Regions from separate parts of the Homo sapiens genome. Here region 2 is linked to region 1. A link is an interaction called in ENCODE POLR2A ChIA-PET data of the cell type or tissue named here. Cell type or tissue: Panc1. All regions are shown on one strand.

Region 1 (5,000 bases):
TCTCCATACAAACTCCCTCTTGCTGTTCCTTTGTAGCTCACCCTCCCACAGCCCTTAACCCCTGAAAGTCACTGATCTTCTCTGGTTCTCTCTTGGAATTTAAAAATTTGAAATGAAAATTTTTTACCTGAGCAGCAGATGTGATTTACCTCTTACCTCAGTATTGCCTGTGGTCTGGATTTTTGTCGTATGTACTTATAGTAATAAAGTTTAGAGAAGAGCTGTTGTCTTCAGAGCATTCCTATCATTATTTTGGCAAATGCTCTTCCGTCTGGGTGCTAAAGGAAGGTCCTGAGGGTAGGGAGGATATATTGTGTTTGCAAAAATGAACAAGATCTCATAGAAAGGCCATTTTTAGCACAGAATTGCAACACTGGTCTAAAATTAAAATTGCTTCTCCATGAGAAACAACCTTTATTAAAGTAAGTACAAATTCTTTCAGGAGAATCCCAGATTTGATATAATTTTTAATTAAATTTCTCAAAAGCTGGAGCTCATTTATTCTTCCCTCTGTCTGCCACCTAGCAGCAAGCTGCAACATCCTCTATTCATGGGGATCTTGCTTTGAATTCTAATTTCAAGTTGAGTTTTCATACATAATTTTGGCTCATTCCAAATTTACTGAAATTATTTTCTTGAATATCATCAATATCTACTTTCGGCTCACATTTTCACTATGGAAGTCTCCCTGGATATGGCTATTAAGAAGTTTGAGCTATATCTCCTTTCAATACTGGATTGCAGTTAGTATTTTAAAACAAATTAAACAAAACGAATTCCCCAAACAAATTCAATTCCAATATGCATTAATTTCCTATCCTGACTAGAGATAAAAAGGTGATAAAAATGAAACTTAGAAAAATGATTCTAGCAGCAATATTATGAAAAACATGAGCTTTTCACTGTTTATCTGACTAGTAAAAGACCAAATATGTACTGTGAAAAGTTTTAATCAACTTTGACATTTTGTTCCTGGTCCAAACTGAGGGTCGGGCAGCTATCCCTTGCGCGCCAATAACAAGATGCAGATGAATTGGGGAGAAACAGAGTTTTTATTTCTGTAACCAGTCACAGGGAGAAGGCCTGGATCACCAGACCAACTCAAAATTACAAAGTTTTTCAGAGCTTATATACCTTCTAAGCTATATGTCTACATGTAAGTGTGCATTCATCTAATGTTGTAAGTGAATAACTTCTTTTAATCCGTAACTAAGGCCTAAGTCCTGAAGACCTTCCTCTGGAGCCTCAGTAAATTTACTTCATGTAAATGGGTCCAGGTGCTGGGGTGATTACCCTTATCTTGTCTCCTGCTAAATCATGGAGGTTTGGGGAGTTCCCACAGACCTCCAATAAACTTGTTTGTGGAGGCCTGGGGAGTTGCTTCAGACCCACAGTAAAACTTGTTTAATCCTGAATAGGTTCTGTTAAGAGTTCCTTTGTTATTTTGTCATGTTTTAAGGCCCAGGAAAGGCCTAAGCAAAACTCTTGGTGGGCATTTGTTACATTCCAGCCTTTATATAAGGGTACTGACTTTTAATATTTAACTTAACCACTCAGTCAGTACTGAAACAGTTGTTATGGAGGCCTGCATTAGTGAGACCTGGCCTGTCACAATTTCAACCAGCATTTCATTAGGCACCATAACTAGAAACACAGTATAAAACAGAACATACACTTGTGAGAGGCAAAAATCACTGTACTTTTAAAAATTGTCTTTACTTCCTTTTTTGTTTGTTTTAGTAGTATGGAGTTTTGGAGACAAGATCATCTACAGATCAATTCAGAATTATCAAATAGCAAATTTTCAAAAATTATTGAGTTAATCTCCATAAACCTTCACCATCTTTGACCCAATCTGCATTTCACTGCTGCTAGAACTGGACCAGTGGAAGTATTAATTTGGAGTAGTAGAGCAGAGAGTCTTTAAATACACTTTTGGGAACATTATGCCTCTGTTTTTAACCATGTGTTTATTAACTACAAATTTCAGTTGATGGCACAAAATGTGTGCCAAATTGATAACTCTGGAATGTATTTTACCAGAGATCATCTCTGAGCTACTTGAGCTGACTGACACCCCATGTATAATGTCTGATTATACAACATCCTGGGAGCTACTTCTTCTATAGGCATTGACTATATTTAAAAACAACTGCTTTGGGAGGCCGACGCAGGAGGATTGCTTGAGGCCAGGAGTTCAAGACCAGACTGGGCAACAGAGTGAGACTTCCCAATGCTACAAAAAAAAAAAAAAAAAAAACTTAAAGTAGCCAGGCATGGTGTCTTATGCCTGTAGTCCTAGATACTTGGGAGGCTTAGGCAAGGGGATTGCTTGAGCCCAGGAGTTCAAGGCTGCAGTGTGTGGTGATTGTGCCACTGTACTCCAGCCTGGGTGACTGAGTGAGACCCTGTCTTTAAAGACAACAACAACAACAACAACAACTCTTAGAGTCCTATGTAGGAAATAATAAAATAAACATTGAATTCATATGCATTTTGTTTTTAATTAGCCATATTTATAAACAGACTTTAATTATTTTCTACTGCCTGAGAACATATGGGTAATTACTTTGATCCCCTTATGTTTTCCAAATTGTTAGTGCATCACAATGGTATAATCTATGCTTAGAAATGCAAAGTAGCTTTGAATTTGTATTAGGGAAGGAGGAGCACCAAAGAGTCAGAGAATGAGACACATCGAGTGCCAAATGTCTTACAAATGGCATCCTAATTCAAGCCTGAAATATGAGCCGTGTCTCTGATTAACAGGTGTAAACTCAAGTAGTCTTAGAATTTTAGAACTGGAAATGAATGATGGCATCTAGTTCTCTACATCTGAAGAAATTCAAGGCAACTGAATTAAGTGCTTGCTCAAAGTCACACAGGGAGTTAGTAAGCAGTGTAACATGGAGAGAAGCAGGAGCGGGAGTCGCCCATTAGTCCATCTTCTGACCCCCAGCGAGCACAGGAGGAGAAAGGGACAGACAGCTCTGAAATTCTCAGATCTGAAAAGGAATCCCATCATCATGGGACTCCTAATGACCTCCCATTATCAGGTGCCCGCTGATGAGTTTCCCAAAACCCTGATACATTCCCAAGAAATAGTTTTCAGCCAAATACCCTCATCAAACAAAGTCAGTCTTCTTTAAGAGTTCATGAGTACTAGCTCTCATTGACCTGTAGCTATCACAATAGACACCTTTTGTTTTCACTATTTTATCTGGCATTCAGTGAGTACTTAATACATTCTAGGTATTTTGCTTTATGCTTTTTTTTCTTTTTCTTTTTCCACTCACAACAAATTAATTTACTATAGTAGGCACTTGTTCTGGTTATTGACTGTTTGATGCTAGATACATTTCTGGTCCTTCCCATCCTCTACTAGGTACTTCAAAAAGTTGAATCCTACAAGTTATATCACCCATACTTCCTTGCCAACTGGTTTTCAGCTAGTTTTAGTAAAGTGGGAAAATTGGTAGAGATGAGGGGTCAGGAAGAGGAGACACTGGGTACTTTTGCCCATGTCCTGATGTTTCAGGCAGCATCCTCAAGAGCGCTTGTTCTACCTCCCACTATGCAGCTTGAGCTCCAGAACTTTGGTAACACCTGCTCCTACAGGTGGTACAGGTGGCAAGGGCATCCTGCCTTGAGGACTTGCTCACCTTCCTTGTTTGCTTTTCAGTTCTTCCAACACCTTTATCATGAGCTACCCATATTAAAAATTATCTCTGGAATCCTGGACAGAGATTTTGCCACTTGTATTGAAACCTGACTAATACAGCATTATTGTGTTCATCCCATAAATGAAGGAACTGAAAGTTAAAGATGTCAACCTCACACCAGAGAGTTTATTATATGCCAGGCACTAGGCTGAAAACCTGATACACATTATTTCTTTTAATCCTCACAAATTTTTATGAGGTAGGAATTATTATCTCTATTTCACAGGTGAGAAAATAAGGCTCAGCCAAATCATATTACAAGGCATCTCAGACAGGAGAATGTTCTAGCCCAGGAGAATGTTCTAGTCCTGGGATTTGATAGACTATATTTTTTGGTATATTGAGCAATTTTTTGGTATATTGAGCACATACTTCTTCACCAGATGCCAGAGAAGTTTGCTTACCACAACCCCTCTGTTTATAAAATTCCTTTTACATGAAGCTTTTCCCTTCACCAGATCCCCACCTCCACACTGGTGCTACCCCTTACGGTAGTCACTGAAGATTGCATCATCTGTAACATGGACAGTAAGACAAAAGCTCATTTCATGAATTGTATTATTGGATTTTGGTTTGATTTTTTGTTTTGATAGCTGTCCAGTTCTTGCTAATTTTCCAGGTTCTAAATACTTACTGACCTTTACCTTTGAGAGGAGATCTAGTACTTTCAAGGTGACAAAATTTTTTTTGATTATTAAAAGGAAAGTTAGTTCACAGACTCTTTCTTTTTTGTTGTGCCTTATTCTTTGTTCACATCCTTAAATATTTCAAAATAGCTTTATATCGCTAGAATTTCACTGATTACTCTTTATGTCTTTTAACAGGATTTGTCTGTCCATCTGCTCTCTTCCTTCTCAATTAATTATCCTCCAAGTATTTTGTCTCTATCACAAGATGGTTTGGTTTGTCCCTGATTGGGTATTTTGGGCCTTTCCTTTCTTAAGTTAATTAAAACAAAACTATTATAAACTCCACATTAATAAAGCATAATTGAAACAACTAAGTCATTAATAGTAACAAGATACATGGCATTATTACCAGCTGTGTGACCTTAAGCAACTCACATTGGTAAATTTGCCTAATAACACGATGTCAAGGGGCTGCTTACCCAGAGACTATCTTTAGGTTATCATTTATGATTTATTGACAATCTTTAGATACAGTGGCTCTACTAGCTATGAATATATATACAACTACTTTTAGTTTCACAAGCCCACAAAAATTTATCTTTTTAAAAGATGGAAGGCATTTAACTAGAACTTCAAGAAAACTTAAAGA
Region 2 (5,000 bases), 810 kb after region 1:
CATAGCCAGAAATCACCTATGGCAGGTTTCTCACCCACTCCAGGTCTCAACTGGGCTGTTTTTGCTCCCCAGGGGACATTTGTCAATGTCTGGAGACTTTTTTTGGTTGTACAAGTGGGAGAAGGTGCTACTCGCATCTGGGTAGGAGCCAGATGTGTTATTAAGCATCCTACAATGCACAGGATGGCTCCCAACAACGAGAAACTATTTGGCTCAAAATGACAACAGTTCTGAGGTTGGTACACCCTGCCCTACAGCATGATCCAGCAGATGGCCTCTGCTTTCCCACTTCCAGAAGTCAACTCATGGCCACAGGAGCATGACTTTACCACTGCTGGACAGCTCTCCCTGCTGAAAAGACCACCTTCATTTTGAAATTTACGGAGTAATAAACATTTATCAAAAGCACTATGAAAAAAGAAGCATATTTTGAGGTCAAATACAAAACACAAAATATACATTAAGGTCAAAATGCTTTTTCCACATGCTAATTTTAAATTTATTTTCTAATTTATTTAAATTGTAGAAGAAATGAAAGCACAAAGTAAACAAAGATGCATACTGATTTTTGTTGATTGTGTCATTTTTAATTCTTCCAGTATTTGGTAACTTTTAAGACTTTGCATCTATTTCTTAATTTATTAATATTAGATGGCTTCTATTAACTTCTTACTATGTAAGATAAGGAACCTGGCATGCTTGCCCACTTTTACCTCTTGTATTACCTTCACCTCCAAATTTTTATGATTTTAGTTCATCAATATTTATTATATTATACTCTGTTCTTAAGCAATATCTAAATCTTTCATGCTTTGAATATAAATCCATTTCAAAAACAGCAAAATAATAAATAGCACTTATGAAGCTGATATAACGTCAGTGGAACCCTTCAGTGGAACCCCCTATAGAGTCACAGTGTGGCCTGACCACAGAAGGAAATGGAACCCCATGCTTTCCCAGGAGCAGAGACTGAGTCACACTCAGACTGGAGTGCAACTGTGTGCCTCATCATCCCTTTGCTCTATCTCTCTCTTGCTTTGCAGCACCTCTTTGAGGATTTCCCCAAATGGAGAGAGCAGTAGCTCCCCTGAGACCCTTGCATGCCCCCAAATACCATTTTTTTTATTTTAAGTTCTGAGATACATGTGCAGAACATGCAGGTTTGTTACATAGGTATACATGTGCCATGGTGGTTTGCTGCACCTAATCATTTTTACCTTCTCTATTTTTTTCCTCTTCTGTCCTTCATATTTGATTGATAATTTGACTATTGATTCAATATCTCCTACCCTACAAACTGTAAAGATATTATTTTGTTGTTAATAAGATAAAACGTTTTTTTCCTAAGTAATCTATCTTGTTTTTCTGAAAGCTTTTAGAATTTTCTGATTTTTCATTTGAGCATGGAAATTTCACCAATTTGTTATTTTTAAGTCAGGCTATTCAACACTGTGTCTTTGACCATGTCCTTCCTCTCATTGCCTCTGTCCTCTTTTTCTGGAGCTCTTCACTGGATTTTCTGGATTTATCCTCTGTGTCTCTTCACACTTCTCTCATATTTTCCATTTTGGTTTTTTTGCTCTCTTCCATGGGAGATTTCCATGGCTATACCTTGTAGTTCACCAGTATGTTCTTTATTATCTCTATTATTTTCAGCCTTCTCCTTAACTTTTTATTTTGTCAGTTATAAATTTCGTTTCTAATAATTATTTATTGTTCCCCAGTTGATCTTTCTTCATAGCAACCTGTTCTTATTTTCAGGATACAATATCTTTTTGACTCTCTGAGAATACTAATTGGGCATTTTAAAAATTATAATTAGTTCTTTGTATTATTGCTTGCCTCCAAGGTAAGTTGTTCTGTTTTCTCTTTGTCCTTTTTTTCCTGATGATTTCTCTTAAGTGTCTGGTGATCTCTGGTTATCTATGACTATTTATGAGTGGAGATCATGTGGATTAATATGAACAGCTGGAATGGGTCTTCTCTGTAGTTGTTTGGGTCTCTTTCTCTAATAGAGCTCCTTCTTTAGTGAGAGTGCTAACCACAAGTTTTCTAAGGGGAATATCTATTGTGGATTCCCTAGGATATGCAGAACTCTTCATCAAAGTGCCCTGCCCTTCTCAAGCTAAGGCGTATGACCCAAACCAACCAGGCTTTCTCAACCAGAACACAGCATCTTAAATGAAGTGAAGCAAGGATTGTAGAGACAGGGAAAAAATGGTTGGCATTTATTCATTATCTTGGCTAATTGACAATTTCCTGACACACAAACCCTGGATTCTGTTCTAGACATGCCTGGTTCATACCCTTTCTGTGAGCTGCCCCATTTTAATAATTTCTTCTCTGCTTAAGTTAGTCAGAATCAGTTTCTGTTGCTTGTGCACAAAGACCCTAAGTTAATACAGATGGAAAGGAAACTGTCATTTGTTAAGCTAATGTTATGGGCCAGGTATTTTACATTTTTTGTAAGTAATTAGCAAAGCCCTCTGAGATAGCTAATAACTACCATTATTTTATAAGGAAAGAAACAGATTTAGTAGATTTATTAGCTTGTCCAAGATGCCAGAGGAAGTACCAGAATCCAAGTCAGCCTGACATCAAAACCTACGCTTTTCCCTCCACTCTGAAATATTCATGGAGCATTGAACATACAGGCCCCGTCGCAGTTAAGAGTATGTGATAAATATTGGAGGAGAGATTTAAGTCTGGGAAAGCCAGGAATAAGAATTTAGACTCACTGTGTTCAGAAAAAGAGAATCGCAATCTCACTCTTAATAGTGTAGTGGTATAGTAAATCAAAGGAGAATTTAAGAAAGATGATTCTGTGATATGTGGGATGAATTAAAAAGGCTCATGTTGGAATAAGATACACCAGTGAGGAGGCTGTGATAGTGATGACATGGCTGGGGATGGAGAGGAAGAGAGTTTACAATGGGACTTGGAAGGAAATTTCATAGGATTGTGTGACTGAATGGTTATTATAGGGGATGAGGAAAGATGAGCCAAAAATGACTACAAGATTTCCAGTTGCAATGAAGGAAGCTGAAAGAATGCATGCACTTGCCTCCCTCCAAAAATCCCAGTGAAAAGAACTAGAAATGCAAAAACAAGAATAAATGCATAAGAGTGCTAGAAAGAGAAAAGGATGCCAAAAGAGTCCATAAAATCAGAATCCCCAGAAGACACAAAGAAGAGTAAATCAAAATAATGGAAAAGTCAAGCATGCTGAGCAGGCTGTAACCAAACAAAGGCAAAGGAGAACCACACGCAGGCAGGACACTGAAGTTTTTTCCCCATGTGCACCCAATTCCCACCACCCAGCTTAGTGCAGCAGGATTTAGGCGTGAAACTGGCACCAAGGCAGCTACCAGGAGGCTCCCCTGAGCACAAAGCTCGTGGGGTTTTGGATGCTCACCCCTTACCCTGAGGCTCCATTCAGTTTGGACCTCTTAGTAACTTATCTATGAAATTTGCCCCTCAAGTCTTCTATTTATGCTGTTAAACATAGAAAGAAAATGAAGGCACTCCCCTAGCTACCATTCTTACAAAACAATTAATATAATACAAACTCGAGGGCAAAACAGGGCGCAAATTCACAGTGTGCAGTAAGTTTTTAAAAATTAAGGTTATAGTATATATAATTTTATGTGAAACAAATTTAAGGATACAGAAACATGCATAATTTTAAAGTTAATAAAAGGGATTCAATAAGGGTTGGTTGAGGAAAAAACCTGAGTGGTAAGTAGTCATAAAGGAAATAAAAAGTTTATAAAAGACTTCTTTTCCCAAAACAAAAAGGCCCAAATGGATTAGAATGATTCCCAACAAACTGCCAAAGAAAAAGCAATTCTCAAATATTTTAACTCTTTCCAGAAGTGAGGGGGAAAACATAGAAGTCTTTTTAATTCTAATCCCACCATAATCTTTATACAAAAATCTGGCATGTTTCACTTTAGTTATATTTCATTTATGAATATAGCCAGTGTATCTAAATAAAATGCTAAAAACACATACATAAAATAAAAATAAAAATTAACAAATAATAAACTTCATACTTAGTAAAGTTTATGTTAAAGTTGGAAACATGAGAACATGCTTAATTTCAGAATTATTCAATAATATTTTGAAGATTCTATACAGTTCTCTAGGAGAGTAAATTTTAATATGAGACATAATGTTCAATAAAAAGAGTCAAATATAAGATTATTTGCAGATGATATGATTGTCTAGACATAAAATCCAGGGGAATCAAATAAAAAATATTACAACTAATAACTGAGTTCAGAAATAGAACAGATACAAACATAAACATACAAAAATAAATAGTTTTCCTTACATTCCAGCAAAAATGAATTTTAAAATGTCAGCCATAAAAAAGATATCCATAACAACCTAATAATGTACCAGATATTCAGGAATAATAAAGAACAATTGTGCGTGAGCAATATTAAAAAGAAACTATAAAATTTAAAGGCTGTAAAAAACTGAAACACAGGAAATTACTTAAAAAGGCAATTCACAAAATAAGAAATACAAATGGTTATTAAATGTGAAAACATGCTTTATATACCTGATAAGTAATACAGTATACAATACATGTTAAAAACAATGAAGTACTTTCCTTTAATAGATTGTCAAAAATTTTTTTTTAAATACCAGTATTCAGGTAGTGTGATACAGGCATGCACATACAATGTAATACCTTATATTGGTACAATCATTTCAGAAAACATTTATAATTATCAAAATTCAATATATACATTCTCAATTGAACCAACATTTTCAATTCTAGGAATTTGTGTTACAGGTATACTTACAACTATATTAAAGAATTCAAAACAATTTAAATATTAATTAGAAAGATTAAATATATTATGGCATATCAATGCCATGAAATACAGTGAATCTTTAAAAATATAAGTTGCTCTATCAAAGTAGCCAAAATATGCTATTGCATTAAAAAAGCTTGTTACAGAACATGGTACTGTGCATGATATAAT

Evidence for each region. Peaks named below come from ENCODE experiments on the same cell type or tissue, not always from the same donor. Only the 100,000 strongest peaks of a DNase experiment are listed, where the experiment ranks them.
Region 2: POLR2A ChIA-PET joins it to region 1 with 14 read pairs; 2 of 35 experiments call an interaction of 5 or more read pairs at or near these places.

What each region holds. Positions count from the first base shown.
Region 1 is chr2:137,953,063-137,958,062 of GRCh38, forward strand. No RefSeq gene overlaps it. Among named protein-coding and RNA genes, the nearest start is that of HNMT, 8.9 kb to the right of the region's middle. In Panc1, no CTCF peak of the experiment used is centred here; no DNase peak of the experiment used is centred here; H3K4me3 peaks cover 137 bases; H3K27ac peaks cover 484 bases.
Region 2 is chr2:138,766,339-138,771,338 of GRCh38, forward strand. The region is part of intron 1 of NXPH2 (neurexophilin 2); the gene reads right to left. Among named protein-coding and RNA genes, the nearest start is that of NXPH2, 12 kb to the right of the region's middle. In Panc1, no CTCF peak of the experiment used is centred here; no DNase peak of the experiment used is centred here; H3K27ac peaks cover 358 bases.